Regions from separate parts of the Mus musculus genome. Here region 2 is linked to region 1. The links are chromatin loops, found by intact Hi-C in ENCODE. Cell type or tissue: heart. All regions are shown on one strand.

The links. A loop is a pair of places that touch in the nucleus more often than their neighbours do. Peaks named below come from ENCODE experiments on the same cell type or tissue, not always from the same donor. Only the 100,000 strongest peaks of a DNase experiment are listed, where the experiment ranks them.
Region 2: a loop joins it to region 1, with 2.6 times the contacts of the local background. A loop is called at or near these places in 3 of 42 quality-filtered maps.

The regions. Positions count from the first base shown.
Region 1 is chr10:66,849,052-66,857,051 of GRCm38, reverse strand. No RefSeq gene overlaps it. Among named protein-coding and RNA genes, the nearest start is that of Gm31416, 19 kb to the right of the region's middle. In heart, a CTCF peak has its summit at 3,683 (motif pointing left); DNase peaks (open chromatin) are centred at 3,661, 4,211 and 5,011; H3K4me3 peaks cover 408 bases.
Region 2 is chr10:67,222,085-67,230,084 of GRCm38, reverse strand. It overlaps Jmjd1c (jumonji domain containing 1C), which reads right to left. Exons shown (of 26, transcript NM_207221.3): 9 at 5,904-6,076; 10 at 3,169-5,348; 11 at 36-237. Among named protein-coding and RNA genes, the nearest start is that of Nrbf2, 59 kb to the left of the region's middle. In heart, no CTCF peak of the experiment used is centred here; a DNase peak (open chromatin) is centred at 3,734.

The DNA of each region.
Region 1 (8,000 bases):
ACCCACAAGTGGCTGATGAGGTGACTTAGCAGTTAAGACGCTGGCTGCTTTTCTAGAGGACCATGGTTAATTCTCAGCACCCATGTGGCAGCTCACAGCCATCTGCAAGTCCAGTCTCAGGGATTTCTGCGCCTTCTTTTGTCCTCTGTGGGCACTGCATACAGGAAGGCAAAATACCCATGTGTATAAAATAAAAACAGATAAATATTTTTAAAAATTAACCACCCCATGAAATATCATTTTTGCTTGTCTTCTAACATCTAATAATGCTATAGGAAGTCTGATACTGGTGAAATTAAAAAAAAAAAAAAGGTATCCCTTTCATAGAAGCCTGCATAATTCCTTTGAATTTTTTTTTATTCCTTTGAATTTTTAAAAAAAATTTCTGGAGGGTTTGAGTGGTATGTATGTATGTATGTATGTATGTATGTATATGCATATGTATATGTATATGCATACATATACGCATATATACACACGCATATATATGTATGTATATAACCTTACTATGTAACTTACTATGTAACTATGTAACCCCAGAATGTCCTTGAACTTACTATGTAGCTCAGGCTGGCATCCAGTTTGCCATCTTCCTGCCTCAGCTTCCCCAGTGCTGGGCATACAGATGAGTGTTCCTATGCCCTGCCCTGCCTTTGCAGGGCTTGTCGTGTGGTCGTGGTCTTAGTGGTGCATGCATGGAGCCTTCAAATCTCATCTTTGCTCTCAGGACTTTTGTTTTTGAATTTTCACTCTGTCTGGGGAAACAGTCTTGGCTGTGTCTTTTAGATCATGTGTATTGTTTTTATTAGATTTTAAGTTATATATATTTTTTATTGTGTGTGTGACATATGTGAGTTTGCAGGCCAGATTTCAACTTGCGGGGGTCAGTTCTTTCTTTCTATCAGGTAGGTCCGGAGTATCGAACTCACGTTGTTAGGCTTGGCTGAAAACACCTGTAATTTTTAAAATGTATATGTCTGTGTATATGTATATTACATGTGTGAGTGCTGACAAAGGTCATGAAGACCTCCGTGGGGATTCCCCCACCCAAGTCACGAGATAGTGTGCACCCAAAGAATCATGAGAGACCATCTTGGTGCAAACACATGAGGTAGTTTAATGTCGGAGTATCTCACACTGGAGACAGAGGTGTTGACCACGAGGCTCAGACGCTAGGGGTTTATATAGGAAAAGAGTGGGGGTAGGGGAAGAATTGGCATGGCTTCACACAATTGGACAGTTTAAACATCAGCAAACTGTACGTGCAGATCGAGGTAACAGCAGAGCATCTGGTTAACATTTAACTCAGGTCAGAAGGGTGGGAGATAGGGAGGCGCCAGGCCAGTCCAGACATTCTTGTATGTCTTCCCTATCTTTATGGCTAGTCAGTTCCTGGGATGACTTTACAGCCTCTGTTCTTTGCTCTAGGCCCCCAAAGCCCTCCTAACTAGCAAGCCGCATGAGTCATGGACCTTGAATTTTAATTTTCTTTCAGTCAGAAGGGGGGCATTAGGTCACCTGCTTTTGGAGTTACAGGTGACTGTGGACCACCTGTCTAATGTAGGTGCTGGGAACTGAACTCAGGTCTTCTGTTAGAGCAGTCAGTGCTGTTAACCACTGAGTCATCTCTCCAGACGTTTAAGTATATTTGTTTGCTTGCTTTTGTTTTTTTGAGAGAGTTTCTCTGTGTAGTCTTGGCTGTCCTGGAACTCACTCTGTAGACCAGGCCTTGAACTCTGCCTGTCTTTGCCTTTCAAGTGCTGGGATTAAAGGTATTCACCACCAGCCACTACAGTCAGTTTCAAGTATATTCTCGAAAGAACAGATTGACTTAAATTCTTTCATTGGGGTTTTGTTTTCTGATCACAGTCTTTTCTGAGACGTCTCTGAGTGTGTGAGCATGTGCATATGCATCTTCCTGCATCGGAGTGTACGATCACGTGGTTCTGTTTTCTCTGTTCTCTGCGGATACCCACCAGCATTAAAACCAAACCTTCCATTTCTCACTACTTCTGTGTCTCTGGGTTTGTTGCCGGCTCATTCTGATCTTTCATTTTCATCGTTTCAGTCTTTGTCTATTTCCAGCTGGGCACACTCTCCCTGGCCTAACCTCTTACTTCACCTAGACGGCAGCTTTTCAGTTCTCTGACAGGGTGGTGCTGCAGACAGCTCTCTGCATCCTCCACGGAGGGAATGGCTGACTGGCACTGCCCTGAACTCTTCGTAGAGAAGACCTATGACCATCTGTACAACGGGATTGTGTTAGTAGAGGGTTTTTTTTCTTTGTTTTGTTTTGTAAGGAGTGGGGTCTCAGTCCATGCTAAGCATAAAAGCTAGTTTCCATTCATGACGAATAACAACAACTTACCAGGCATGTGTCTATAAGATGTAGACACATCTTTCCACCCCCCCAACCAGAAAGGTAGTTACTGCAATTCCACTCTATAAAGGAAGATCATCACCAAGTTAGGAGGATTCTTGTAAAGTTACCCAGTCAGGATACTCCAACATACTATCTGAACCTACCGTTTTTTTGGGGTGTGTGTGTGTGTGTGGGTGCTTTCCAAGCCATTCCAAAGGGCTTTTCTCTGTGCCTAGACAATTCCAAAGGGCTTTTCTCTGTGCCTAGACAATAGGCGAGTAACTATTGCCACATTTCAAAGAGCATCGGTTCTTCAAAAATGATTTTTCAGCTATGCAAAAAGTGTCTGCAAAAGCAGACTCAGCCCTCATGCCCGAAACTATTTTAGGAGACGAGGACCTGTTGTTTATTGGGAGAAAAGCTGGTGCAGAATTTTGAAGGACTCTGTTGAAAATAGATGGATTTGTAAATTGTAGGCAGAGGAAGGACTCTTGTCTTTTTTTTTTTTTTTAAACAAGATTGAATTTTGCCTAACTCAAGGGAAAGCAATCTATACTTGATTAGTAGAGTGCAACATTATGCTTCACTTCCAGTAAAACTTAAGTGATTTGGTTAGCAAAGGATGTCTTTTAAGTTCTGCAAGAGCCAGAGCGTCAGGTGTAGTAGCTCAAAGAGTGCTTGCTGAGCATGCGAAAAGCCCTGGGTTCCATCCCCAGCACCACGCCACCAAGCGTTGTGGTGAAGCAGGTAATCCAAACTCTTGGAACACTTTGGAGGTGAAGGCAGGAGGATTAGAAATTCGGGGTCACTCTTGGAAGCTATCCCACAATACGTGAGACCTTGTTTTGAAAAAAAAAAAAACAGTAAAGTTGCATATGAGTTAATTAGTTATTACAACCTGAGGGTCAGGGGACAGAGGCTAAAGAGTTCTAGGAATCATGAAACTCAGATCAGATGTATGGGAGAAATGAGGAACGTGCTTATTAGCTGACGAACGTGCTTATTAGCTGGCATTTGAGACAGACACCCAGCATTATGTAAAGAGCAAAACCAACCAAATGAACAAAATAAAAATAGGGTGTAGAAATAAAGGGGTAAATAATAACGGGCGTTAGATGGATTGTCTTGCATTCTACCTACAGCTGTCCCTTCCACCTCCTAAGCTTCTGAGATCTGTGCTCTCGCACAGATGGCAGAAGCTTTACCCTGAAGATTTGACTTTGCTCTTTAGTTTGCTGTGCTCCCTAATCCGTTCCTTCCGTAAACGCCCATTTCGAAGCGCTTTCTAAATTTGGTTTGCGCGCCCCCTACTGGCAGACCTGATTATCATTCTCAATTGCATTTGAGCATTTCAGCGTTGCCCAAAAACCTCATGACATTTGCTAAGAACCAAGGAAACTTTGTCTTTCATTTGATACGCTTTTCGGACAGCCAGAGGCATCTGCCTACAATTTGCTTCGTGATTGTTCGTGATAACAACGCAATGCAGGGCAAATTAAAATGCACGCCTAGCAAAGCTGGTATTTTTTTTGGTAACTAACTGCTCTGTCTCCTTGAATAAAAGTGACCTCTCTTCCTACTTTCGAGATTTTTGTTTGTTTGTTTAAGGTTTGCTTAGTGCAAAATTTAAAGCAGATTAAAGAAAAAAACCAACCGACTATATTATAATTTATTTCACAACCTCCTCCGACTCTGTCTTCAGATGTTAGTCTGTAGCCGCACATGACAATGACTAAGACATCATCAGCTGGGCTGGGGTGCCAGGAGGAAGCAGTTTCTATTTCTGTCTCCATTTTTCTCCTCACTGTTTGAGTAGGTCACGGGTTGGTGTGTAGACAGCAACTCTCCTTTTGTGCCTGTCCTGGCAGCAATGAAGGCAAGCTAAAGAAGCCCTTGGGGTCCCCCCTTTGGCTATCAGACTGTTGAATCAATGGTCTTCAAGAAACTGGAATTTCCCCAGAAGTCTCATGCTGGGAAAAGGGAAGAGCTACGAGCCTGGTGCCCCTCAGAGGAGGGGTTTGCTTTCCTGAAAGAGATTTAACACAGTTTAAAAAAAAGATTCCTTTTGATGACTTCTTTATTTTATTTTATTTTATTTTATTTTATTTTATTTTATTTTATTTTATTTTTCATGTGCATTGATGTTTTGCTTGCATGACTTTTTGGTTGTATGAGGTCCCCTGCAACTGGAGGATCAGACAAACATAAACTGCCACATGGGTGCTGGGAATTGAACCAGGGACCTCTGGAAGAGCAGCCAGTACTTGTAATCTCTGAGCCATCTCTCCAGCCCCGAGATTTAACGCAGTTTGAGAGCTTATCAGATCACCTCCCAGGGCAGACTGCATCTGAGCTGATGGTGGCCTGGACCGGGTCTTGACCAGTATTGCTTGCCTCTAGCCCTTGATTTAAACAAACCTGGCTAGAACCTGTTTATCACTGTCTGTATTTACAGTCGGAACTGGGAATTGCTCTATTCTTTTTTGTCGCTCTATGCTATTTGAACACTAAGCTGACTGTTACCATCAGAAGTGAGTATCAGGCGATAGGGAAGTGGCTTAGTCAAGTGCTTGCCTTGCAAGCATGATGACCTGAGCTTGACCTCTAGAAGCAACGCATCCCCATGAAACTGGTATCTTCTGGGAATCTCATGATGGATGCTTGTAATCTCAGTACTAGGGACGTGGAGATAGCAAAAACCAGGCTGAGCTTTAGGCCAGGGAGAGACCCTGTGTAAAAAACAAGTGTGACTCCTGACAGACAAGTGACTGGGGGCTGTCCTCTGGACATTTGAACATTTATACACATGTACAAACACCCAACCACATGCAGTACACACATGTACACACACACTGGAACACACATGCACTCCTGTGCACATATGCATGTGCACACATATGCATGCATGCACACGCAAGCCCCAAAACACATGTGGACACACATACACATGCAGCACACACACATACAGGCACACACATGCATACATAGAATGAATGTCAGATGTCATGGTCTCCATCATTTTTCTCTTTTTCAAGGAATGTGGTTTCTTATTTGAATTTCATTTTTCTGCATAATAAAATATATTAAGTAAAGAAAGACCCCATAGCACATGCTTTCACCCCAGAATGCAAATGACCATTAGGCGTAGTTCATAAAAATGAATATAGCGGCAGATCCTGCTTCAGAATTATGTTCTTCTTCTTCTTTCATTCTTGGTTGCAAAATTGAAACTTTCACTACAAGCAAATAACTAAACCCAAACAATGGCTGGGGAGTTGCCTTAGCAGTTAAAACCGCTTGCTGCTCTTTCAGAGGGACCAAGCATGGTTCCTGCCACCCACATTCAGCACCTCATACAAGCCAGTAAGTCCGGCTCCAGGGGGTCTGATGCCCTCGTCTGGCCTCCTCAGGCACCTGTCCACCCACGGCAGTCACTTATACAGACACACATACATATGAAAGATAAAATAAATCTTTAGAAAGAATCCCCCAAACCTCAAGGGAGTTGGAAAGATGACTCAGCACTTGAGATCATTTGTTGCTCTTGGGCTCAGTTCCCAGCACCCACATAGTGGCTTGCTCATGCACATAAAATAAATAATTCTAAAAAACAAGACAAAGAAAAAAAAAAAACAAAACAAAAGCAAAATAAAACTCAAAGGATAATGTAACAATAAAACAGTTGTAATAATTAATGTGTTTATAAAAAGATAAAAAGAGGAAGGAATATGTTTTGGTGGAGGTGTAGTCAGGTGTGGGGGAAGGGGGTGCCTCTGTGGGCCTATGCTGAGGCATCCCTTCCCCCTGAGGGACCAGCCACATGAAGGTATAGTATAGAATAGGTTTATCCGGGCAGGGAATTAAGAGGGTAGGAGAGGTAGAGAAAGGAAGAGAGAGAAGAGAAGAGAGAAGAGAGAGAGGGAGAAGAGAGAATAGAAGAGAGAGAGAGAGAGAGGGAGAGAGAGAGAGAGAGAGAAAGAGAGAGAGAGAGAGAGAGAGAGAGAGAGAGAGAGAGAGAGAGAGAGAGAGAGAGAGAGAAGAGAGGAGACAAGTAGAGTAGTAGAGACTGGCCATGAGCACGTGGAGAGAGAGGGAGCAAGAGGCAAGAACAAGAGAGAGAGAGGAGGGACAAGCAGCCCCCTTTACAGTGAGTCAGGCATACCTGGCTGTTGCCAGGTAACTGTGGGGCGGAGCTGAGACGACAAAATGCTAACATAATAGTTCTGATTCTAGGAGAAATTTGGCCCCACAGAAGAGGTGAGGCAGTGTCTGTTGATGTTTTTGGTTGTTAGTTACGGCTGGGTTGGGAACCATCTTGTTTGCATCTAGGGAGTGGAGAGGATATTCTAAATAAGTGTTCTAAGGTACAGCCACTGCCTCCCACAACAAAGAATTGTTCAGTCCAAACGTCAGAAACATTGCTGAGACCGAGGAACTCTGATGGGGACAGAGAAAGGAGATTCAGGAGTGTGTGTGTGTGTGTGTGTGTGTGTGTGTGTGTGTTTGATGCGATCCTAAACCATTTGACTTGCTCCCTATCAGCAGCTTAAGACTTAACTTTCGCCAGCTAAAATCTGACCCGTGAAGGTCACTTAGGATCGCAGTTCACTTGCCTGAAGAGATCAGAAAAGATTGACTTCATGTGTCATCATGAATGATGGTAACCAATCTGCTGTGTGAGCATTATAAACACGAAACAATCCTAAACCTTAGGCTTTGGGCACATGTAAGTGCAGGGAAGATCTGAGTGGAGAGGTGGTGACTCCCCGTGCCCGGACAGACGTGTATACAGCCTGTGAGTCATGCAGCCATCACAGGCCTGGGATGAATGGCTCATTGTGTCTCTGCAGAGTCCTTCATGACTATTATTATTCTATTCATGCTTTAGCCCAGAGCTCTGATCTCAGATTTTCCCTCAAATGACACCGGACCTTTGGCTCTCCTCTTTTCTGTTACTACACTCAGCCAACCATGTATGTCACTGTCAGTCTCTGCCTCGGTCTTCTCTGAGCACTGTCAGCTTGGAATCTCAGGTGTCTCCAAATGGTTCAATAATAGTGATGCCCCTTCTAATGCTAACAATATGAAAAATAGCTGCACTATTGATCCGGTGCTCTCTTTTTTTATTTTTCCAGCTTATTTAACCCCAAGAGGCACACAAGTTTTAAGTAACTGATGTTTAAACTATAGGATGTGGCAGATCTGGGATGGAACTTGAAATGCCGCAGGTGGAACGGCGTCTGTCTTACACAGCCTCTCTGTATTGATAGGCAGCAGAACATGGATTAAATGTTTGCTTTGAGATGGGGGTCTCATGTAGCCCAGGCTGGCTTTGCACTCTGTAGCTAGAGTTGACCTTGAACTTCTGATCCTCCTGCCTCCACTACATATGTTCCAACTATAGGCTTGTACCATCGTACCCAACCTGAGCTTATGCAGTTCTGAGGATCAAACCCAGGGCTTGGTGCATGCTAGGCCAGCACCCTACGAGCTGAGCTACCTCCCCAGCCCGGGAGCAGACTTCTCAAACCATTCTACTTCACCCTTATATTTACAACAGTTTTCAAGACCTTTACCATTAAAGTAATCTACTCTTTCCAAACCATTTGACTAACTTTGACTCCACCGTGAACCTTTG
Region 2 (8,000 bases), 370 kb before region 1:
GCAGAGACACTGCCACTTCTTGTACTTCGACTTACCTCCTAAAGTAGTAAAATCTACAAAACACCGGTGAGTGAGTTGATTCTTCCCCCTTCTTACTCCGGATAAGTCTGCACTCTCGGCACTTCTGTAAGTTGGGACCTATCTCACAGCAGGAGTCATCCTGCAGAAATGATTCTCCAGTTTGCTTCAGCTTCTTGACCTTCCGCCAGTCTTTCAGCACGGAACGAGGAACGCCAGCTGTAAAATGAGAAGGAACTTATCAACAGGGTTCTGTTTTACAGAAAGGGTTAGTCTTTGGGACTGAAATGCTTGCTGATAAGACCAAACTCCAAATAAATGATGGACAACTGCTAAGTCTCTCTAACATCCTCTGTTTACCTGCCCATCCACTCTAATCAGACAGGAAAGGAGAGCAGTAATCCTTCAGTGAAATGAAATGTTTACACTGCATCTTTATAAGAGTGTAATACCAAACATAAGAATCATTCACATTATGTACACATTTAGCCGAAAATAAGCCTGTTGCTAGGTATGGAGGCGTGTGCCTTTAATTCCAGCTCTCGGTAGCTCTTGGGCAACTGAAGTAGAAGAATGAGCACATGTTTAAGGCCAGCCTGGGATATCTAGTGAAAACGTCTCAAAACCCACTACCACCACCAAAAACAATCATCATCTTCCTCTTATGACAAGAACCTAGTAGACAACATCGATATATTGATGGGAACTGTATCTTTTACAAAATTAAAAGGGTTGTGAAGAAAGGGAGGGAGGGAGGGTCTACAATATTAATTGGGGCATTTTGTTGAAGGAAGTGATAGAAAAGCAAACTCAAAGCAATCAACTGCTCCTCATTATAAATGTCCGGAAAGCCCAAGTGTTCTGAGGGCGATCTTTAATCTTTGCAAACACACAAGAGATACTTTGTCCAGTGTGTAAGGAAATACAATCTCTCAAATGGACTATGCTCTAAGATTTGTAGGCAAAAAGATAAATTCATTCTCCATATTCAGTCCCACTGTTTCATAACTGGTCCTTAGCATGAACCAACAAGGGAAACAACATTAGTAAAGTCATCTGTGTACCAGGAGCAACCTGTAGGCCAGGAGAGTCAACAAAGCATACAGATAACTGCACTTCCACCTAAATACCTAAAAGGTATTCGTTTAAGAACGAGCTCCGCAGCCAGCAGATGTACTTCCTTACCCTGTGTCTTTTACCATCCTCTCAATCACAGAGATTTGATGTACAGCCCACTATTTGTAACTCAAGAATAAATATTTGCTGTCCTTCCTTTCAAATCCTTTCCAATTGTATCAAAGACACACAGGTTCTGAAACCAAATATATCTTACCAAAGCTGAGAACAGAATTCCTATCCAGATTTCCCACTAATACCTAGTTATTGATAGTGTGAGTAGTATAATCACACATACACACACAGACGTGCACACACACCACTCTCCAATAGGTAGTATTGTTTAGGGCTAGATTAAAATATAAAATATATTATAGACTAAAATATATTTAGGATTGCTGCCTGCTTCTTTATTCTTTACAATTGTTCCCTCCTTTTTAGTCTTTATCATGGGCTAGAGACCACCCAGTAATCACATATGCTCAGGCACACAGCACATGCCAGTTATGGCATAACGACTGGTATAAAGATGTTTCTAGGGTTGCAGAGATGGCTTTCTAGTCAATACCACTGGCTGCTCTTCCAGAAGACCAAGGTTCAATCCCCAATGCCTATAACTTCAATTCCAGCCCCTGGAGATCTAATGCTATTTTCTGGCCTCCACGGCACCAGACATACACATAATGCACACTTAATTCAAGCAGGAAAACACCCATGCACATAAACTAATGAAAAGGCGCTTCTTTTCCAATGCATACAAGAGATCTTTCCTCTGGACTTTATTAAAGGGTGTTAGAATGAACAACACATATCACACCACTGATGAGACATTATTTCGCACACTTTCTTCAATCATTTACTTCTAAATTGATTACACTAGAGAAAACTAAATGCAATCCTGTTTCTATTTCTTTTAAACTGGGAATTAACTTTGACCAATATACTTTTAATTCTATATGATGGGAGCAGTTTAGAATGTGAAACTTCATAACACGGATTGTAATAACTTAAAAAGTACTATGAATTTTTCAAAATGATATACGTGAAACCAATTCTTAATTATGTGATAACAAAATAGGCACTTCTGAAGGGTTTTTTTTTTTTTTTTAAAGAAGTGAATGAATTACAAAGGTAACTTATTGAAGGGCTTTTGATACTATTAATTCTTCTATACTAGGCCATACTTGATATTAGTAAATTTCTTCTAGTAATTTAATAATACTATCTGCTTTAAATAAGGCATCATCCTTTAATTCAAACTGTCTAATTTATTGGCAATGTATCTAAAATGTATAGGTCTGTGAATAAAACCCTACTAACATACATTACCTAACACCGCTCCTTTTATACAGTGAGAGCCTTGAAGACCTAGATCTTGGTTAACAAATTCAAAAACAGCTGCCCTAGTGAAGAGAACTCGGGAGCAAGACATTAAAGTCACATAAATACATGCGAACCCTTGATTTCTCAATGTCAACACCATAAATGCACTTTGGGATACAGAAATTAATTATAGAGTGTAGGGGACTCACTAGTGTATACATCAACAAGTATATTGTAAACATTCTAAAATTCGGTCACAATTTCAGCTCATAAAGTAAATTTAAGCAAAAATGATTTAGGAAATCTCCCTAAACTCCCAGCTTTGTTACATGGTTAGGGTGAGACGGACCACATCACACTGCTCCTCAGTACTGTGCTTACAGCTAAACAGGAACTACTTCTCGAATGAGATCAGGTCTCAGCTAAATACTTTAGTATCAGAAGTACAGTTCTTTTCTGGTGTAATAATCAAAGCTGTATTTTGACATTTCTAGGAAAAGATCAATTTCTAAACTTCACACTGTACTGTCTTTCCTACAACAAATGTCAGGTGAAAACATCTCTCAAGATCGGGGATCTAATCTTTTCCTCTTGTGGGGAGACAGGAAAGGCAGAAAGGAAATTCACAACTACATCCCATGGAGCCACATCCTTACTGCGAGGACCCGTGGCCCATTTTATTTGCGATAAATCAATGTATTTACTCACCGCTATTACTGTTCTGCAACTTCAGTTTACTTTTGTCCTTGGCGCTCCTGCTGAGAACTCCATTAGGCTTCGAGTCCTCTTCGACCTCGCCTTTCCTCTTCTGCAGGTCGTTCTGCTTCTTTTTATAAGTTGGCTTCGGCTGCCGTTTAGTCCTCTGCTCCGACTTGCTTTCGCTCTCATCTGAGTCTCCACTTTCAGAGCCAGATTCGTAAGTTCTTTTGGCTTTTCTCCTGCTGACTTTCTCATCTCTTCCATATTTATCTACAGCGACTCTGCCATCTGCACGATTTTCTATATCATTAGATGTAGAGGCTATTAAGTTGACAGAACATGGCTTAATAATTTCGGATACAGAATTCCCTGAATTTTCCATTTTATTAGTATTTTTATCTTCTTCTGAATGTCTGGTGAGCCAGGCCTTCTTCAGTTTAGTGTGGTAGTTGGGCTGACTGGACTGGGCTGCTGGCCCATTTCCTACAGAGATTGCTTTGTTACTTGCAGTGCAGGTCATGGTGCTATCCAGGGGAAGAGAGGCTGCCACTGTCTGATTTCTCACAGTATTAAGTTCAGCCTCACTGACACTACTATTTTTAAACTGAGCTGCAGCCAACGCTGCCTTGTGCTTTTTTAAATGAATAAAATCAGTTGTGCCTGAGAAGCCAGAGCCGGGCTGAACAGCACTTCCTGTCTTACTACAGGCCAGAGTGCCTGGAACCGCGGTGCTGACTGTGCAGTCCTTTGCTTGCGCCACTGCCTGACTAACAACACTTTTTGAAGAAGTACATTCGAAGGGTGTAGAGGCCGAAATGGTATTTGATAAAGAATAACTTGTTTCTGCACTACTCAAGCTGGAGACACTGGTGGTAGTGGCAGCAGATGTGAACACATCTGCTTTGGTAGTAGAGACTACATTTACAGCAGACATGACTGAAACAGGAACGTTGCCCTGGGAGACAGCTTCAAAGTTTTTTTCAGATTTCACATGAGCACTTTCTAAATTCACATTTGGTAGAATAATTCTTCCAGTCTCTCCGGCTTCTGGTTTGAGGTAATCTGTTTTATTTGCCCCAGATGAAGATCTTTCACAAACTCGATCTTTGGAAGCTAATGGTACAGATGGCACACTATCAACTTTTGTACTAGAAGGTGGACGAACAATGACAGATGCCACAGCAGCCTGGGACTTTCCACTACTCTTTTCCACGGGCCACTCAGCTTTCTCTCTGTTGAGGTTGTTATTAGATCTCCACATTTCCGTTAGACTCTGATCAGAAGAATTCTTAAAATTTGACTGAGAGTCTTTTGGCTCAGGAATTAGAGTTGGAGGCTTCTGAGATTCTTGAACTTTGCCACCAGCATTTACTGGCATCACCGGTGTCAGTGTTGGAGGGGAAAGGCTACTGTAGCTGCTTTCCTTTCTTTCCAAACTGTGGTGGATTGGTGGATGGAATACTGGTGCCCTGTGCAGAGCAGGCATGCTGCGGAGTGCATTAGTAGAAGAAACAGTCAGATGGGTAGGGCTCCGACAATCACTTCTGAACGTTGTTACTGAGTGAGATGCACTCTGATGGGGAAGATGGTCTGGTATCTTGCCCACTAAACTTTCACTTTCTGGTTGGTGTTTAATCAAAGGTGGAGGCTTCGAAAGAGATGATATAAAAGAATGAGTTTGAGGATTGGCTGTTGCAGAAAGGTTATTATTTTGTTTCTCAGTGTAAATGTTGGAAACTTCTTTGGATGGGTAGGATCTTGGTGGCTCATTGACCACACTATTAGATAAAGTAGTGAAGTAGTTACTCTGGGGCAAACTCTGAGGCACTGAGTGCTTCATCTTATAAATCTCTGACACGGAGCGGTCTACGTCTTTATCTTGTTTGATAGCATGGCTTTTAGGACTAGAAGATGATGGTACTACTCTGGAGTAATTCTCTCTTTCAACCTCATGACCCTTGATTTTGGTTGTAAATGGAGCCACATCAATACTCTCCTGAAGAATCCGACGATGTTCCTCCTTGTATTTGTTCAGTCTCTCTCCAGTCTCCTGGGGTGGCCTTGGACCCACAAAATGCCTATGCAAGTGACAATCTTTTCCTGCCTGTGACCTATTAAGATCCAGGTCACCTTTTACTGATGTGGATGCATTAGACCGTAATGGTTCCATAAAAGCTTTCCTCTCCAATTCTCTACAAAGAAAATACACAAAGATTCCTGTAATCACTTTTCCATACAAAATGATTTTTATGAAATGTTATTCTGTTATGAAAGCAAACAGTTTTGATAGTATTTAAAATTGGAAGATATACCAGTGTGAAAAGAACATATCCACATGTAGTGACTTATACCTATTATTGCCATTACTTGGAAGGCTGAGGCAGGAGGATTGCAATGAGTTCAATAGCAGACTGACTCAACAAGGCAAAACACAAGGAAAAGAAAAGAATCTTCAGTCTGGATTTGACACCAATTTTAAATAAACTATTTAAAAAGTGGATTGAGAAAATCATGAGCCGGGCGTGGTGGCGCATGCCTTTAATCCCAGCACTTAGGAGGCAGAGGCAGGCGGATTTCTGAGTTTGAGGCCAGCCTGATCTACAGAGTGAGTTCCAGGACAGCCAGGGCTACACAGAGAAACCCTGTCTCGAAAAACCAAAAAAAAAAAAAAAAAAAACCAAAAAAAAAAAAAAAAAAACCACGAAAGCCAAAGGCATGTGTTAAGTGTTAAACACTGGTAAGCTTACTCTTTGTGGTGATCTGCTAATGTCTTTGTCAGTGGGGGACTGGAATGCACTGTAATCTTGTGAGGTCGATGAGGCTCTGCACTGGAAGGTCTGACAGGAATGTGACTAAGTAATCCAATACCATCCGCTGAGGTCACAGGAGTGGGTTGATGTAGCCAAGGACTGGGAGAATTCTATTAGAAACAAAACCAAAAAAACCTACATTTTAGTTACCAACACAACAGAAAAACACAAACCTAAATTGTTGAGCTGGGTAGACTGTCATGTACTTAATCCTAGCACTCAAGTTTCATAGCAAGACTTCTGACCATAGTATATTTATAAAACCTGGTATTTTTAAATGAATCTGGTGAGAAATATTCAACTTTTAACCAACATTAATCATACAGTCTTTTTACATTCAACTTAAAACAAATCAACATAAAATAGTAACTTCTAAAAATATTTCTTCACTAAAAGCAGATATGAAGTGTATAAACAATGCCCACGGACCTAATTTTATGATTCCCTATGATCCTAAAACCAGAATTAGTGCTTACAACAAAACCAGAATGTTAGACCTAACATGTTATTCCACTAGAAGCAAAAATTATAATCAAGTTTGTCTGTCAATTTTTCCCATAGGGTAATTAACTTTGTAATGTAAGAGTATATGCACAACTCCCAGATCACTTCATTTAAGGCCTAAATGTGTTCGACTGTCTCTGTAAGCCAGGCCCCGTTAGGCCACTAGAGAGGGAGGCGTGGAAGCATTGACAAAGTTATGTTTTCCATAAGAGTGTGCTGTGTCTGGTAAGCTAGTACTTATATGGTGACAGTGGCATACATGTTAAAGCCCGTACCTCTAATTACATGTTTAAAAACTGTTTTCTATACTGTGACCCAATATAACTCAAGAGTGTACTTTGTAAATCTGTCATTAGGATGAGTCACACAGGAGGAAAATTCAAACCACCTTTAGTTTGACTAAAAGGAATAAACCTTTTAACTCATGTCATCAATGAAGAGTAGTTAGCACGCACCACAGAGATAGCTTAATGTAAGTTACAGTTCTAAACCTCACCAGGGAATAGTGCACAATGATGTACAAGAGAACATTAAATATAAAATGACATAGACAGAAGGCCATAGTTACATAAGATTCAATGACAATGATGAAACATTTTTTTTTCCTTATGAAGTAGCATTTAAAATCATTTCCTCATCTAGTGGCTTCTGCTTATATTATCTGATCACCCTGATTACAAACATGAAGTTACGGGATCTTTTTGCTTAAAATGTTACTTTAGTTTACACCTTTGTATTATAACTTTATATAAGTGAATAAAAACCTAACTAGAATAAAACATTTTAAAGTCTGATAAACAATCTGCTATCTCTTTTGCAGAGTTTGGAACTTTTTTTTTTTTTTTGGTTTTTCAAGACAGGGTTTCTCTGTGTAGCCCTGGCTGTCCTGGAACTCACTCTGTAGACCACGCTGGCCTCTAACACAGAAATCTGTCTGCCTTCTGCCTCCTAAGTGCTGGGATTAAAGGCTAAAGGCGTGCACCACCACTGCCCGGCTCAGAGTCTGGAGATTATGGAAGAAGGTTTTCCATTTACCAACTCTTGGCTTCCGTGTGCCCCTGTCCTATCTTTGTGCAGTGCCACCTACATCCATGACCCAGAAGAGTGACTGCAATGGGCACATGGGTGAAAACTGTGCTCAGTGACCGTATGCTTCACTTACATTAAGTAACTTCTACATTCTGGTATCATTTAACCAGAAACTCCATTCAGTTTCAAGTCACATGATCAATGGCACACAATCAAAGATGCACACAGAATCCAGACCCTATCTCAGAAATAAAATTAAGAAGGATAAACTTGTGATTCTGGAAGCATAATCCTAGAACTGAAATCTTAACAATAGTAAATGTGCCAATACTGGGGCAGAACAAACTGTAACAACCACTGTTAATTTCATCAAGGAAACCCGAAGTTCATAGGAAGGCAAACTATAGAGGAGTTACTGAGAATAAACCACAAGAAATATCCTTAGACTGACACCTGCTTAGTAGGTGTACCTGACTACCAACATCGTCCACTGTAACATGA